2 separate regions of the Homo sapiens genome follow, and region 1 is linked to region 2. Evidence: read pairs that join two places in POLR2A ChIA-PET (ENCODE). Cell type or tissue: B cell. All regions are shown on one strand. Region 1 overlaps AFF1 (ALF transcription elongation factor 1). Region 2 has its middle 13 kb from the start of C4orf36.

Region 1 (8,000 bases), 130 kb after region 2:
AAAAAAAAAAATACTCAGGAGCTTTAGTCCTGTAGGCACCAGGGCTCCCAGAAAGGTTTTAGGTAGGTGAATAACAAGATCAGGTTTATGATTTTTAGAAAAATCAGTGACGCAGCTTTGTGGAGATGGACAACCCAGAAAGAGGAGCCTCTCGGGGCCACATTCCAAATGAGAAGTGAAGTCCATTTTATTTGAATGTTGGATGCTTCATAGATTTAATACCCAAAACATTTTTTAAAAGTTGGGGAATGAATTAAAGGAAGAAAGCATTAAGAAAAAGACTTTAAGCTTGCTTGTCTACATTCTTAGTTTGTAACTGTAGGATTTTTAATTTTTGTGGCTGTCATGAGAGACTTTCACCAGCCTCATTATTTTGCAGGTATGAGATGTGGTCCTTCAGGGTCAGTTGATAGTGTGACATGAGTGGCCTGGTAATGAGGCCAGCACTCTGGTTGATCCTAGTACAGACCAGAAGAGCAGGAGAAGAGCCAACACGTATCCACATTTCTGATTGGTGCCAAATGAGCAGTGCCAATGAGGCACTGTGCAGCTGTGCTCACCAGGGGCCTTTACAACTAAAGGGGAGACATAAATAACTAGTCAGGTGACAGACTTTATCTCAGGTTAAAAAAATTGGTTTATCTCTGTTGCCATTGTGGAGGGTAATTTCTGTATATCCCCTTGCTTGACTGCTGGTAAGCACTTGACATCAGTCTCAGGGACTGAATTTTCTGAAATTTGTCAGTAACATCAATACGCTGACATTGCATATAACATAAAGACATGTTTTATTAACCCCTAGCTGTAGATTGCCAGACTTTTGAGGTGAGAAGTGATTTTTTTTCACTGGTGTGGTTTGTGTAATTGTTCTATATACGTGCTGGCCTTGCTCACTCAGTACTAGTTTTTTATTTTTAAAATATGTTTGGAAGATGAGAGGCTTGGTGTGCTGCACATGGGAATACATTAGCTCATCTGTCTCCTCTCCCTCTGTCATGCTACTTTTCTGTTGGAGCTATGTATGTCCAACCACACAGTTTTCCTTACTCCCTTAAAAACCAATTGATGAGGAAGACAAGTTCTTGTGTTTTTCTATCTGTAAGGTAAAAAATACCTCTCAAAATAGACTTATGAGATCTATTAAGAGAAACAAAATGGGTTATATTAACTACCCCAGTTAAGAAACATCAGCTACTGGTGTTTGAATGTTAGAACATATTCTCTAATATGGCAGCAAGTATCTGCTTTTTTTCTCTCTCTCCCCTCCCCCATCCCCCCTTTTTTTGAGACGGCTTCTTGCTCCATCGCTGAGGCTGGAGTGCAGGGTGTGACCTGGGCTCGCTGTAACCTCTGCCTCTCAGGCTCAAGTGATCCTCCCATCTCAGCTTCCCAAGTAGTTGGGACTACAGGAGTGTGCCACCATGCCCAGCTAATTTGAGATTCTGCTTTACGCAGATGGATCTAAAATTACTTGCTAACAGTCTAAGACTGAGTTCAGAACCCAAAATCAGTTTTCAGAGCTTCTAATGAGAGTTACTGCAAAAATGATTAACACTCCAGTATTTCTTTATCCCCAGTCTGATGTTGCTATAGTATATGAGGCTCTTTTAGTTTTTAATCAGAACTTTTATACAAATAATAGATGCTTTCTCATTGTGAAAAGAATTTAAAAACAACGTTAACAAAATGCTCCCCAAACCACATCACCACTTAACATTCTGCACCCTAATCCCATGCTGCTTGGTGGTAGGTTGTTTTTGTTTTGAGATGGAGTCTTGCTCTGTCACCCAGGCTGGAGTGCAGTGGCGCGTTCTCAGCTCACTGCAACCTCCACCTCCTGGGTTCAAGCAGTTCTCCTGAGTCAGCCTTCTGAGTAGCTGGGATTACAGGCACACACCACCACACCCGGCCAATGTTTTGTATTTTTAGTGGAGATGGGGTTTCACCATGTTCGCCAGGCTAGTCTTGAACTCCTGACCTCAAGTGATCTGCCCGCCTCGGCCTCCCAAAGTGCTGAGATTACAGGCATGAACCACTGCTCTCGGCCCTGCTTGGTAGGTTTTTGTGAAATGTATCCTTTCAGACCTTTGCTACATATTAATAGGCATACAGAAGTACCTGGCAAGTTCATTTTGAAAGGTAAATTAACATGTCTCTCCTTAGAATTGATGTGACTTTTTAGTCACGTTTGCCCAAGTGTAGAGTCGTTCTCAATTTAAAACTTGCAGGATGCATTTAAGATATGCAAAATATCTTACTGGCTCTGAGTCCTGGAGAGTGTTTATGATGGGTACCAAGAATGTAAATTTCACTGTCATGTATCACCCTCCTAGAGAATGGCAAGAAGTTATGTGGGCAGTGTTTTCAAGGTTGATTTAATTTTGCAAAATGGGGTCACATAAAACTTTAAAAATAAATACTATAATAAATTATAATAAGACTGAGCCTTCTGTGGCAAACAGAAGTGAGTAGCAGAGAGTGCTAATGCATTGAGATAATCCCCTGGGGGCTCTTCCAGGAAAACAACTGACATCGTGCTGTTTTGTCATTGTAGTTGGCTGATATTTTTAATATGAAATCAGATTGTAAGACTTTGTTTTAGGATTAAGTCTCTGATTACTTTCTTTATAAATTTTAAGAATGTTATTCATGTTAGTTATTGAGAGTGAAAACCCTGGGACGATTTAGCTGAGTGATTTTTATTATGAGAAAGTCTCTTACAAATTCTTTCACATGGATGGAGAGACGAAAAAAATCTCCCTTCTTTGAAGCAACATTTTATCCTGCCTTCAGACATGGAGTCACTTTGATTTCTCATGTTTAAATTGTATTTGGAAGTCAAACTAGTATTGTGCTTGGAGGTATGTTGATGCTTTTTCATAAAGCCAATGTGTGAAAAATGTTTCCCGCATGTTAGATGGTAGGAATAGGGGAATGTGGAAACAAAAGGCCAAAAGATGGACTTAGAAAGTTGAGATGTGGCTTTTAAAATGAAAAAGTCACTTACATGGTGTGGAAGAACCCTAGCATCCTGTCTTTTTGCCTCCCTGTTTGTGACAGATCTCTATCTCACCATCCTCTAAGCTGGGATTGCCGAACTTTTGTGTTTATTTGTTGCTCTATCCTTTGTACATTCAAATCAGAATGGCATAGTGCTTCTAAACAGTAATAAGACTTAATCCTTTCCAGAGTTAATGTACACTGTTGATTTTAGGATTTTCCCTTTCCTTCCTGCCAGATGTCTCCATCCTTATGAAGATAAATATATAGGAGAAATCACACTCTGTCATCCAAGAGAGAGTTAAAAATTTAAACTCGAATTCTAGAGAGTTGGTGACATGTATCAGAGGAAGGCCTATGTGAAGTGACCAGTCAAGGGTGATAAATGGGTAGTCAGCTGTGCACAGCCAGCCCTGTGGGCCGTGAGTTGCCATGGAAGCACCGAATGGCATTCAGCAATCCCGCATGACTAACCTAGTTTAGCAGCAGGGCCCATGGGCTCCAGCCTGGGAGAAGGTGCTTACAGCCAGATGATACCAGAGCCAACACACTGCCCCACGTCTCATGCCCAACTTGGGCCTTTCTGTTACTATCTTTTCCTCATCCACATATGCTATTTCCTTTTTTAGTGTGAAGGAAAGAGAAAAAGGAATCACTCTCACTAATCCTTACAGAGTTGTGATTTCTTACATTTTACCACAATATTTTAAACACATCCATCCCTACCCCCAAGAAGCATTTGAAAAGTCAGTAAATGTGCCCTGACAGGCCCCAGCATGGGGTTGACTAAATGACTGTATTGAGGGGCTGAACAGGCAGCTCTGAATTCCTCAGGATTTTCACCACCTTTCTGAAAGTGAGAGCATTCTGGCACGTTTTAGCTTTCCAAAGCTTCATTCAAGCTCTTGTGCTGAGTTAGTGGATTCGGTCAGTGAAACGTCTGTGGCACAGTCCCCCTTTCATGGCTTGAGTGTTTATGTTCTGCAGGTGAGTTTTCACATGTGACTGATCTCACCAGGCACTGGACACTGAAGCCTGTGGTTCTCCCCATTTCTAGTTCACTTAACTAAAATACAAATGTGGAGGAGGTGGCTTGATGAATTCTGTAGAGATCTTTTGATACATCAGGTTGAACCTCAAAGATGGTGGACAGTAGTATATGATCTGAAGGCAAGAACTTGGCTACTGAAAGGAGAATTATTTCCCTATTTAAATAGATTTTTGCAGACTTCCAGTAGAACTCATGGTGTCTGTGGAGTGGTCAGACTTTGCATCCTCCTTCCCAGGGGCACATCAGAGGCTCTGAAACAAGAATTGTAACACAGTTTTTATATTTATTTATTTATTTATTTTTGAGATGGAGTCTCGCTCTGTAGCCCAGGTTGAAGTGCAGTGGCGCGATCTCGGCTCACTGCAGCCGAGATCTAGCGATTCTCCTGCCTCAGCCTCCCAAGTAGCTGGGATTACAAGCACGTGCCACTACGCCCGGTTAATTTTTGTATTTTTAGTAGAGACAGGGTTTCGCCATGTGGGCCAGGCTGGTCTCAAACCCCTGACGACCTCAGGTGATCCTCCCACCTCGGCCTCCCAAAGTGCTGGGATTACAGATGTGAGCCACTGTGACCGGCCCACAGTTTTTATAACTGAAAGAGCAGCTTCATGCCATTGGCCATCCTTCTCTCAAAGGGGTCCTCTGTTAGGTCGTTCCTCAAGGACAGGCCTGTGTGGATCAGTTTAACCAAACATCAATTTTGTGGCTCTGAGATGACCCTGCTGGCGGAGATGATACTAAATTGTTGATGTGTACCTTTTTGAGACTAAAGAAATATGAGTGGTTATAAGTTAGCACACTTTAGCACACCTTCTTTGTCTTCACTGCTTTATTTAACGCAGCCTGACAGCTTTGCTAGCAGAACTGTGGCTGAGAGTATAAGCTTTCTTGCCAGGCATTGGTGAATGTTCAGGTCTACCATTTGTGAGCAAGTCAATCCCCTCACCCTTTTTTTTTTTTTTTAATTGAGACAGACTTTGACACTTGTTGCCCAGGCTGGAGTACAGTGGCGCAATCTCGGCTCACAGCAACAACCTCTGCCTTCCAGGTTCAAACAGTTCTCCTGCCTCAGCCTCCGTAGTAGCTGGGATTACAGGCGCCTGCCACCACACCCAGCTAATTTTTTGTATTTTTAGTAGAGACATAGGGTTTCACTATGTTGGCCAGGCTGGTCTCAAACTCCCAACCTCAGGCGATCCACCCTCCTCAGCCCCCCAAAGTGCTGGGATTACAGGCGTGAGCCACCATGCCCTGCTTTTTTTTTTTTTTTTTTTTTTGAGATGGAGTCTTGCTTTGTTACCTAGGCTGGAGTGCAGTGGCATGATCTCGGCTCAGTGCAACCTCTACCTCCCGGGTTCAAGTGATTCTCCTGCCTCAGCCTCCTGAGTAGCTGGGATTACAGGTGTGCGCCACCACGCCCAGCTAATATTTTGTATTTTTAGTAGCCACAGGGTTTCACCACGTTGGCCAAGCTGGTCTCGAACTCCTGACCTCAAGTGATCCGCCCACCTTGGCCTCCCAAATTGCTGAGATTACAGGCGTGAGCCACCCCACCTGGCCGCAAGTCAATCTCTGAGCTAGCTTTCGTTCAGTTGGAAAATGGGGTTAATAATCCCACTCTCACAGGGTTGTTGTGAAAATTAAATAGAAAACTGATGTGATAGTGCCAAAATCAGTGTTGACTAACATGTTAAGTGATGTCATTCCTTGGCCAGGCTGCTGCTGCTGTTATCATTGCTTTTGTATTTTGGTAAGCCCCAAAAAGGATGTGCTGTCTTTTACCCCTGGAGATCCCTTGGAAACTTGTTCAACATACAAGCCTTGGGGCCCATGTCAGGCCTACTGCCTTAGAAACTCTGTAGGTCTCTGTGATCTGTGTTTTGACAAACCCTCCAGCTAACTGACTCAGGTTTGAGAACCTCTTAGCTAATGCAAAGTACCATCTAAAATCAGCTAAGGAGAACTTGTAACTCACTATATTCTATTCGGAACAGTGGGAAAGAATGGCCAGGCTGATGTTGGGATACATTTTTCCTTAACACAGGACTGGAAAAAAAAAAAGACACCTTTATTAAAGTGACAGTTAACTTATAGTTATTGAAAGGTGATTATTGACAGCTGGGCGTGGTGGCTCACGCCTATAATCTCAACACTTTAGGAGACTGAGGTGGGTGGATCACTTGAGGTCAGGAGTTTGAGACCCGTGTGGCCAACTTGGTGAAACCCTGTCTCTACTAAAAATACAAAAATTAGCCAGGCGTGGTGTCGGGTGCATCTAATGCTATCTACTCGGGAGGCTGAGACAGGAGAATCACTTGAACCCAGGAGGCAGAGGTTGCAGTGAGCTGAGATCACTGCACTCCAGCCTGGGCGACAGAGCGAGACTCCATCTGGAAAAAAAAAAAAAAAAAAGTTGCTACAGAGTTTGTGAATCATGTAGGGTATTTGCCGCCTCCTAAAATTCCCTCATTAAAAAATTTTCCCATCTGCCCCTTCCTTGCTTACACCTTGGTTTAAACAGTGATGTGTATAGGCTCAACAAAGGTTTACTCATGGTATGAATAGTGGGTTTATTTTTAAAATTTCATATTCCTTTATCTCAAAATGGAACCAAGAAAAAGAAAATATTCACAAAAGATTTGCCTGGGAGCTTTTAACAGATCATTCCCTAAGCCATTGCAAATTTGCAGCAAGAAACCAGAAAGCTATTTAATGTGACTGGCAAAACAATTTAGTTGCAAGGAGAAAGGAGGCAACCCAGAGCAGGGGCTCAAAGCCTACCTCTACTCTGTGAACTTCCTGCCTCTTCGGTCTTCCTCTGCCCTGCCCAGGAGCTTTTGTGAGTTCCACCCAAGAGGGAGTTGTTGGACAGTGTGGGGAGAGCAAGTGTCTTTCACAAAGCCTGGACCTCATAAAACTCATCCTACCAGTGATATCCATGATGTCTTTTTTCACCTCACTACTTATAGGGCTTTTAGTTGAAGGGTGATGGTGAATCATAAAAAGAAAATTTGTCTCGAAATAGGTGTAGAATTACATGTCTGCCGATAAAATCTTAACGTGGGTTTAAAAAAATTTTTTTGACACTAATGAAGTAAAACCTTAATTAACTAGAATCCTTAATTTAATAGGATTTCCTCCCTGTGGGAGAATTCTTGATTTTAGAATCACATAGTAATAAACCAGTGTTAGGAATTCTGTGAAAGAATGGCTTAATTGTGTTCTTCTGGTTATTTCTGTGGCAATTTTCAGTATTTTGGAATGAAAATCTGGAAGTATGGGAGAAACCCAACTGATGCTGAAATAAGGCTAATACAAGGCTGAGTTGATTGATTTAAAAATATTTTAGTAATGTAACTTCGTTAAAGGAAAATTGAGTGTGTGGAATTGATGAGAAAATTGAGGACTCTGAGCAGCCTGTTAGTTGAGGTGTAACTGTTCACACCCTCCCTTTTGGATCCTGGACTGAGAATTGCCATTTGGAGTTCCCTTCTCTGAGACAAAGGTAGCATTTATTTAGAAGGGGCGGAGCTCTGCCCTGTGAAGCGGAGCCTAAGGCTGTGAACACTGACTGGCTATAGGGGCTCTGCTGTTTTAAGTGGCATATCAGAGAGGGGAGAACTCCCTTGGTGGTGAGAATAGCCAAGCAGACAAGCACATGCCCATGGTAAGCTTTCCCCACCCGCTCACCCATAGGCCTGTCTTGACTGCTGCAAGGTGCATGCACTGGATAGTTTGGGAGAATAGAAGCTTAGATGCTCAGAGGATGGTTGCCTGCTTAGCTCCTCCCTGCAAAAACTGGCTCAAAGTGGCTATAAAACAAGTTTGAAGGAAAAAGTGATTTCCTAATCAGCCTGCTTACTTGGCTTCTATGGTTATATGCTAATGGCATATGATCTTTTGAACCAACAAGAGGAATTACCAAAATGATAAAATAATTGAAGGAATT
Region 2 (8,000 bases):
AGTCCAGTGGCGCGATCTCGGCTCACTGCAAGCTCCACCTCTCAGGTTCACACTGTTTTCCTGCCTCAGCCTCCCAAGTAGCTGGGACTACAGGCACCCGCCACCGCACCCGGCTAATTTTTTTTTTGTATTTTTAGTAGAGATGGGGTTTCACCATGTTAGCCAGGATGGTCTCGATTTCCTGACCTCGTGATCTGCCCGCCTCGGCCTCCCAAAGTGCTGGGATTACAGGCGTGAGCAACCGCGCCCGGCCACACACAGCTTTTATAACCTCCACTCATACCAATCTTCATTTGCTTGCTCTGCTTTTCCCTCCATGACCTTCGTGCTCTTTCTTAAGCCTGCCCAGCATACTCCCACCTGCTATGGGTTGAATTGTGTCCCCTAAAAAGATATGTTGAAGTCCTAACTCCCTATACATGCTATACATGTGAATGTGACCTTGTTTAAAAATAGGGTCTTTGCAAATGACCATCTAATCAGGCCAACTTTGCAGGTGACCTCATCTAATCAGGTTTAGAATAGGCCCTAAATCTAATCTCTAGTGTACTTATGACACATATAGATACACAGAAAGAACACCATGTGACCATAGAGGCGAGCCTGGAGCAATGTGTCCACAAGCCAAGGAATGCTAGGGGTTGCTCACAAGGATCAGAAGGTAAAAGAAATAAGGAATTACTCCAGGTGTGGTGGCTCATGCCTGTAATCTCAGCACTTTGGGAGGCCAAAGCGAAAGGATTGTTTGAGCTCAGGAATTCAAGACCAGCCTGGGCAACGTAGTGAAACCCCATCTCTTTTACAAAAAAATTAAAAATTAGCTGGGCATGGTGGTATGCACCTGTTCCCAGCTACTCAGAAGGCTGAGGCAGGGGGATCTCTTGAGCCCAGAAGATCAAGGCTGCAGTGAGCTATGATCGTGCCACTGCAACTCCAACCTGGGCAACAGAATGAGACTCTCAAAAAAAAAAAAAAAAAAAAAAAAGAAAGAAAGAAAGAAAAAAAAGGGAATGAACAGACTCTCTTCAGAGCCTCCAAAAAAGCACCAATACTGCTGACACCTTGATTTCAGACTTATAGCCTCCAGGACTGGGAGAGAACAAATTTCCATTGTGAATCCCCCAGCGTGGTACCTTGGGAAACTAATACACCACCACCTGCCTTTACCTTAGCTGTTCCTACTACCTGCAACATCCATCTTCCAAACATCCAGATAACTTGCCCACCTCCGTCAAGGCTTTGCCAAGTACCCTTTTCAAAACTGCTGCTTCTGACACCTGTGCTGACAACCCCCTTACCCTGCTCTAATCTATTTCAGCACTTATCACCTTCTAACATCCTATAGTTTATTATGTTTATTGTTTTGATCATCATCTATTGTTAGAATTTGAGCTCCGTAATCATATGGAATCTTTATTTCTTTCACTGAGGACCCTGTATGCCAAACAGTGTAATAAAAAAAAATAAAGAACAGTGAATATCATGAAAGACAAGACAGTGGTTACCTTTGAAGGGAGAGAGGGGGCTGTGATTTGGAAGGTACATGGTGGCTTCTGACTTGCAGGCAGTGTTCTATTTCTTAACCTGGTTAGCAGCTTTAGAGATAATTGCCTTCTCATTATTTGTTAAACTGTACATTTATGTTTATGCATCTTTCCTTGTGTGCTATTTTCACAAGAAAAGGAAGCCTCAAGAATTTTCACATTTCTTCCATGAGGAAAGGGAGATTTATTGCTTTAAAATATTGTTTATAAAAATGTTGTAAGTGGCCAGGCCCGGTGGCTTGGCTCACGCCTGTAATCCTAGCACTTTGGGAGGCCGAGGCCGGTGGATCACGAGGTCAAGAGATCGAGACCATCCTGGACAACATGATGAAACCCCCTATCTACTAAAAAATATAAAAATTAGCTGGGTGTGGTGGTGCACACCTGTAGACCCAGTGTCCCCGTAATCAGTCGGTTCTTGGTCTCGCTGAATGAAGCCACAGACCCTTATGGTGAATGTCACAGCTCTTAAAAGCAGCGCATCTGGAATTGTTCATTCCTTCCAGTAGGTTCGTGGTCTCGCTGGCTTCAGGAGTGAAGCTGCAGACCTTCATGGTGAGTGTTACAGCTCCTAAAGGTGGCGCAGGCCCAAAGAGAAAGCAGCAACAACATTTATTCCAAAGATCAAAAGAACAAAGCTCCCATACCATCGAAGACAACCCAAGCAAGTTGCCGCTGCTTGCTCTGGTGGCCTGCCTTTATTCCCTTATCTGACCCTACCCACATCCTGCTGATTGGTCCATTTTACAGAGAGCTGATTGGCCCATTTTACAGAGAGCTGATGGGTCCGTTTTGACAGGGTGCTGATTGGTGCGTTTATAAACCTTGAGCTAGACAGAGTGGTGATTGGTGCATTTACAATTACTTAGCTAGACACAAAATTTCTCCAAGTCCCCACTGACTAGCTAGACACAGAGCGCTGATTGGTGCGTTTACAAACCTTTAGCTAGACACAGAGCGCTGATTGGTGCGTTCACAAACCTCTAGCTAGACACAGAGTGCTGACTGGTGCATTTACAATCCTTTAGCTAGGCTGAAAAGTTCTCCAAGTCCCCACCCATCCCAGAAGCCCAGCCAGCTTCACCTCTCACTGGCACGCTGGCACTCGCCGGGACTTTGCGTCACCCAGCCTGGGCACTCCGGTAGCCCAGAAGGAGCTCATCCCGAGATCAAGCCCAGCAGGAACCGGCCGCCGCGCCCAGTGCGGGGCCAGCCGAGCCTGCGCCCACCCGGAACCCGCGCCGGCTAGCGAGCGCCTTGCGCAGCCCTGGCTCCGCCCGCGCGTTTCTCTTCACACTTCCCCGCGAGCACAGGGAGCCGGCTCCGGCCTCGGCCAGCCCCAGAGAGGGGCCCTCATAGCGCAGCGGCGGGCTGAAGGGCTCCTCGAGTGCGACCAGAGCGGACGCCAAGGCCGAGGAGGCGCGGAGAGTGAGCGAGGGCTGGTAACACGTTGTCACCTCTCACCAGCAACTCAGGAGGCTGAGGCAGGGTAATCGCTTGAACCTCGGAGGGGGAGGTTGCAGTGAGCCAAGATCGCGCCACTGCACTCCAGCCTGGCGACAGAGCAAGACTCTGTCTCAAAAAAAAAAAAAAAAAAAAAAAAAGTTGTAAGCTGGCAGCAGTGGTGTACACCTGTAGTCCCGCCTACTCAAAAGGCTGAGGCAGGAGAATTGATTGAGCCCCGGAGTTCAAGGTCAGCCTGGGCCGCATAAAAAGGCCGCATCTCTAAATAATAATAATAATAATTGTAAGTTCAATGATTACAGATTCGAAAAGTACACTTGGAGTTCATAATTCTCCAAAAGAGAAGCTACAAAGCAGCAACATGCCACACGTAGCTGCTGTTAAGGACTGAATTGTGCCCCCTCAAAATTCATTCGTTGAAGCCCTAACCCCTAATGTAATTATATTTGAAGATAAGGCCTTTAAGGAGGTAATTAAGACTAAATGAGGGGCGGTTGCGGTAACTCACGCCTGTAATCCCAACATTTTGAGAGGCTGAGGTGGGCGGATGGCTTGAGCCCAGGAGTTCGAGACCAGTCTAGGCAACATAATGAGACCCCGTCTCTACTAAAATATTTTAAAATTAGGCTGGGCACAGTGGCTCATGCCTGCAATCCCAGCACTTTGGGAAGCCGAGGCAGGCGGATCATTTGAGGTCAGGAGTTTGAGACCAGCCTGGTCAACATGGTGAAATTCTGTCTCTACTAAAAATACAAAAAAAAAAAAAAGGTAGCTAGGCATGGTGGCACATGCCTGTCGTCCTTGCTACTCAGGAAGCTGAGGCAGGAGAATCACTTGAACCCGGGAAGTGGAAGTTGCAGTGAGCCGAGATCACACCACTGCACTCCAGCCTGGGCAACAGAGACTCCATCTCGAAATAAATAAATAAATAAATAAAATAGCCAGATGTGGCAGTTGCGTGCCTGTAGTCCCAGGTACTTGGGAGGCTGAGGTGGGAGGATTGCTTGAGCCCCAGAGATTAAGGCTGCAGAGAGCTATGATGGCACCATTGCACTCTAGCTTGGGTGACAGAGCAAGATCCTGTCTCAAGGAAGAAAAGAAACCTTGCATCTGGTATGAAATGTTAGACAGAGTTTTGGGGTAGAGTTGGGAAGACAAGTGGTGATCTGAGGTTGGCCCCAGAAAAACCACAGTCCCCATTATCCAGGAAGATGGTTCTGAACACCACTTAGGCTTCTGAGGTCCTTTTTTTTTTTTTTTCTTTTTTTTTGAGACATAGTCTCGCTCTGTTGCCCAGGCTGGAGTGCAATGGCACAATCTTGGCTCACTGCAACCTCTGTCTCCAAGGTTCAAGCAATTCTGCCTCAGCCTCCCGAGTACCTGGGATTACAGGCACCCACCATCACGCCCAGCTGACTTTTCTATTTGTATTTTTAGTAGAGACAGGGTTTCACCATATTGGCCAGACTAGTCTTGAACTCCTGACCTCAAGTTATCCACCTACCTTGGCTTCCCAAAGTGCTGGGATTACCCACGTGAGCCACCGCTCCTGGCCCTGAGGTTCTGATTCCTGTTTGATGAACCTGAAGATGATTAGTCAGCAAACCGGGGCTAGGTGGGATGGGCCCATCAGTAATCCTGACTACCTCAGAGGGCATAAGGGCCACTGACCTTCAGAACTCAGCCATTTCCCGGGATATGCTCAGATCCGCAATAAACTGGGAACAAATTCTAATGATTAGGAAGGATTTTAAAATCAATGTTTATTAAAGAGGAGGGCCCTGCATGTTTCTATTTCTCTCTACAGAGAGCTTTTATGGCCTTTAATGTAGAGTAGATTGAACAATACTTCTCAGAGGAAGCTCTCTGGAATCCATAAGAATTAAGTGGGGAATGACGTTAAAATGCATATTACCAGGCTCTGACCTCAAATATTCGGATTCAGATAGTATGGGCCAGGGATCAAGAATCAGCTTTTTAGGCCAGGCATGGTGGCTTAGGCCTGTAATCTCAGCATTTTGGGAGGCCAAGGCAGGCAGATTGCTTGAGGCCCGGAGTTCGAGACCAGCCTGGGCAACATGGCAAAACCTAATCTCTACCAAAAACACAAAAATTAGCTGGGTGTGGTGGTGCATGTCTGTAATCCCAGCTTCTTGGGAGGCTGAGGCATGAGAATTGCTTGAACTGGGGAGGAGGTGAAGGTTGCAGGGAGTTGAGATCGCATCGCTACACTCCAGCCTGGGCAACACAGCAAGACGGTCTCAAAAAAAAAAAAAAAAAAAAAAAAGAATTGGCTGGGCACGGTGCCTCACACCTGTAATCCCAGCACTTTGGGAGGCCAAGGCAGGCAGATCACTTGAGGTCAGGAATTTGAGGCCAGCCTGGCCAACATGGCAAAACCCCATCTCTACTAAAAATACAAAAATTAGCCAGGCATGGTAGTGCACACCTGTAATCCCAACTACTAGGGAGGCTGAGGCAGGAGAATTGCTTGAACCCAGGGGGCGGAGGTTGCAGTGAGCCAAGATTGCACCACTGCACTCCTGCCTTGGTGACAGAGCAAGACTCCATCTCAAAAATAAATAAATAAATATTAAAATAAAAATTTAAAAAAAGAATCAGCTTTTTACAAGTAAGTGTTTAAGGTGATTCTCTGTCAGATGTTTTTAGACATTTCTCCAAGAGTGGCCCAGAGACCACTGGTGTGAGATGATCACTTAGAGTCTTGTGAAAAATACAAATTTCCTAGACATCCTGAATTTTAGTAGGGAAAAGGGCGATAGGGAGTGGAGCCCAGGATTCTGCATTTTAAAGAGGCTTCCCAGTTAAAAGTTTACTGGCAAATGTTAAGAACCACCTGCCTAGGGAATAATAAAATGTTCTCTTGGAGAGGAGGGAGGGGATCAGGAAAAATATTATAACTAGATATAATGGATACTAGGCTTAATAGCAGGGTGATGAAATAATCTGTGTACCAAACCCCCATGACACATGTAACAAACCTTCACATCCTACACATGAACCCCTGAACTTAAAATAGAAGTTGAAAAAAATGTTGTCTTGAATGGGCCATGACCTGGAAGATCTGTTTCTGCTAAATCTCATTAAGCTACTTTGGGGGTATTTTCATGAGGAAACACAACACAAAGACTCAAGGGAGGAATGAAAAAGAGACAGGGCACTGTTTAAGGACAGGAGTTTGGTAATAACCAAGAATGGTATCACATCAGGCCAGGTGTGGTGCCTCACACCTGTAATCCTAGCACTTTGGGAGGCCAAGGCGGGTGGATCACTTGAGGCCAGGAGTTCGAGACCAACATGACAAAACCCCATCTATCCTAAAAATACAAAAAATTAGCCAGGCATGGTAGCGCACGCCTGTAATCCCAGCTGCTCAGGAGGCTGAGGCAGGAGAATTGCTTGACCCGAGGAGCAGAGGTTGCAGTGAGCCGAGATCATGCCACTGCACTCCAGCCTGGGTGACTGTGCCTCAGAAAAAAAAAAAAAAGAGAAAAAAAGAAATGGTGTCACATCAAATAATTTGTATAAAGTTTCTCCAGTGGGAGGGCCACAACACATTTGCTCCCTACTCATCCTTGCTTTGCCTGCAGAGAGCACAATTTTTCTTACACATAGATGCTCAATAAGTATCTGTTGAATTGTTTTGAATGTATTCCCCTTTGGAGAACTATACTTTCAACATACACACACACACACACACACACACACACACACACACACACACACACACACGTTGCTGGTGTTTGGATGAGCATATATGTGTGTTTATGGGTAGGGGCAGAAGAAGTGATGATGAAAGAAAGTGGGTTTGATAAAGGGAGGGAGATAAAATTGAGTGAACTGCTGAGTAGATTTGAGTTATACTTAAGGAAAACGTAACTACAAGTTCTATTTTGGTTTACTTCCTCTCTTGCCCTGGGATCTTAAGCAAGCAAGCTACTTTCGTTTCTCTATTTCAACAGTGTCTTTTTTTTTTTTTTGGAATGTGCCTTGTGGAATTATTTTTAAAAGTAAGTAATATGAGATTGGAAAGCACCTTTTCCTCTTAGCCAAAAGTGTGCAGAAGAGAATTTCCACCATCTGGGCCACTTCAATAAGAGAAGTACACTTACACTCTCTCTCTCTCTCTCTCCCCCTCCCTCCCCCTCCTCAACCTTACTCTCTCTCTCTCCCTCCCTCCCTCCTGAAGATCATTTATTTAGTAAATGTTTATTGAGAATTAATTATATGCTAGAAGCTGTGATAACTTCTGGGATAGCAAACAAGACATGACTACTACCCACTATTGTTGTAGAATCTGGAGAATTCAGGGTCTGAATTCTCAGACGTCGGAAGATCAAAGAAAAGTCACTAACCAGCCCTCCTGGCACAGGTGGGCAAGTTCCAGTGTGAGAAGCCAGGCTTCCAGCTGTCCAAGTGGAAACTCAGCGGGATCCCTCTTAGTGATCAGGGCTTGTACTTGGGAGGAAGTGCTTGTACTTGGTGTGGAGCAGACAGCAAGGACATATGGAACTCACCCCCACCTTTACCTGTCTCTCAATGTGGTGGGGAGTGGGACAAGTTGGGATATGCCAATCTCTCTGTGTCCTTCTCCCATAGAATGGCTGCTGGTTCACATCTATCTCCCATGACCCATATCTCATGCAGGCTCCTCTTTTTCTAACTTTTAACACAAATTATTCAGGGAAGGGGATTCTGGGAACTATAGTTCCAACTTAGCCAAGCTAACACCATTACATATGAGGAGCTGGGTCAAGAAGTGATGAAAGAGAATTCTCAAGACACCAACACTTGGCTGAAGGTGTCAAAATCAAAGTAAAGATTCTAAGCAAAAGTGCTTGTTCAGGTCCCAAGCCGTTTGCAACTTCTCAAAAGCTTCTTTGAGTGGTCTCCTGTGTCAGCACTAGAATTTTCCTACATAACAAACAGCAAACCGGCTGCAGGAAGGTAGAAGTCAGCTGGTAAATAAAT

The links. Peaks named below come from ENCODE experiments on the same cell type or tissue, not always from the same donor. Only the 100,000 strongest peaks of a DNase experiment are listed, where the experiment ranks them.
Region 1: POLR2A ChIA-PET joins it to region 2 with 5 read pairs; 2 of 35 experiments call an interaction of 5 or more read pairs at or near these places.

Annotation. Positions count from the first base shown.
Region 1 is chr4:87,035,566-87,043,565 of GRCh38, forward strand. All of the region lies in intron 2 of AFF1 (ALF transcription elongation factor 1), which reads left to right. Among named protein-coding and RNA genes, the nearest start is that of AFF1, 100 kb to the left of the region's middle. RefSeq lists enhancers at 1,383-1,883, 1,884-2,384, 3,538-4,289 and a silencer at 3,370-3,519. In B cell, no CTCF peak of the experiment used is centred here; a DNase peak (open chromatin) is centred at 3,456; H3K27ac peaks cover 2,074 bases.
Region 2 is chr4:86,901,458-86,909,457 of GRCh38, forward strand. It overlaps a transcript of C4orf36 not described here. Among named protein-coding and RNA genes, the nearest start is that of C4orf36, 13 kb to the left of the region's middle. In B cell, no CTCF peak of the experiment used is centred here; a DNase peak (open chromatin) is centred at 6,884; H3K4me3 peaks cover 803 bases; H3K27me3 peaks cover 444 bases.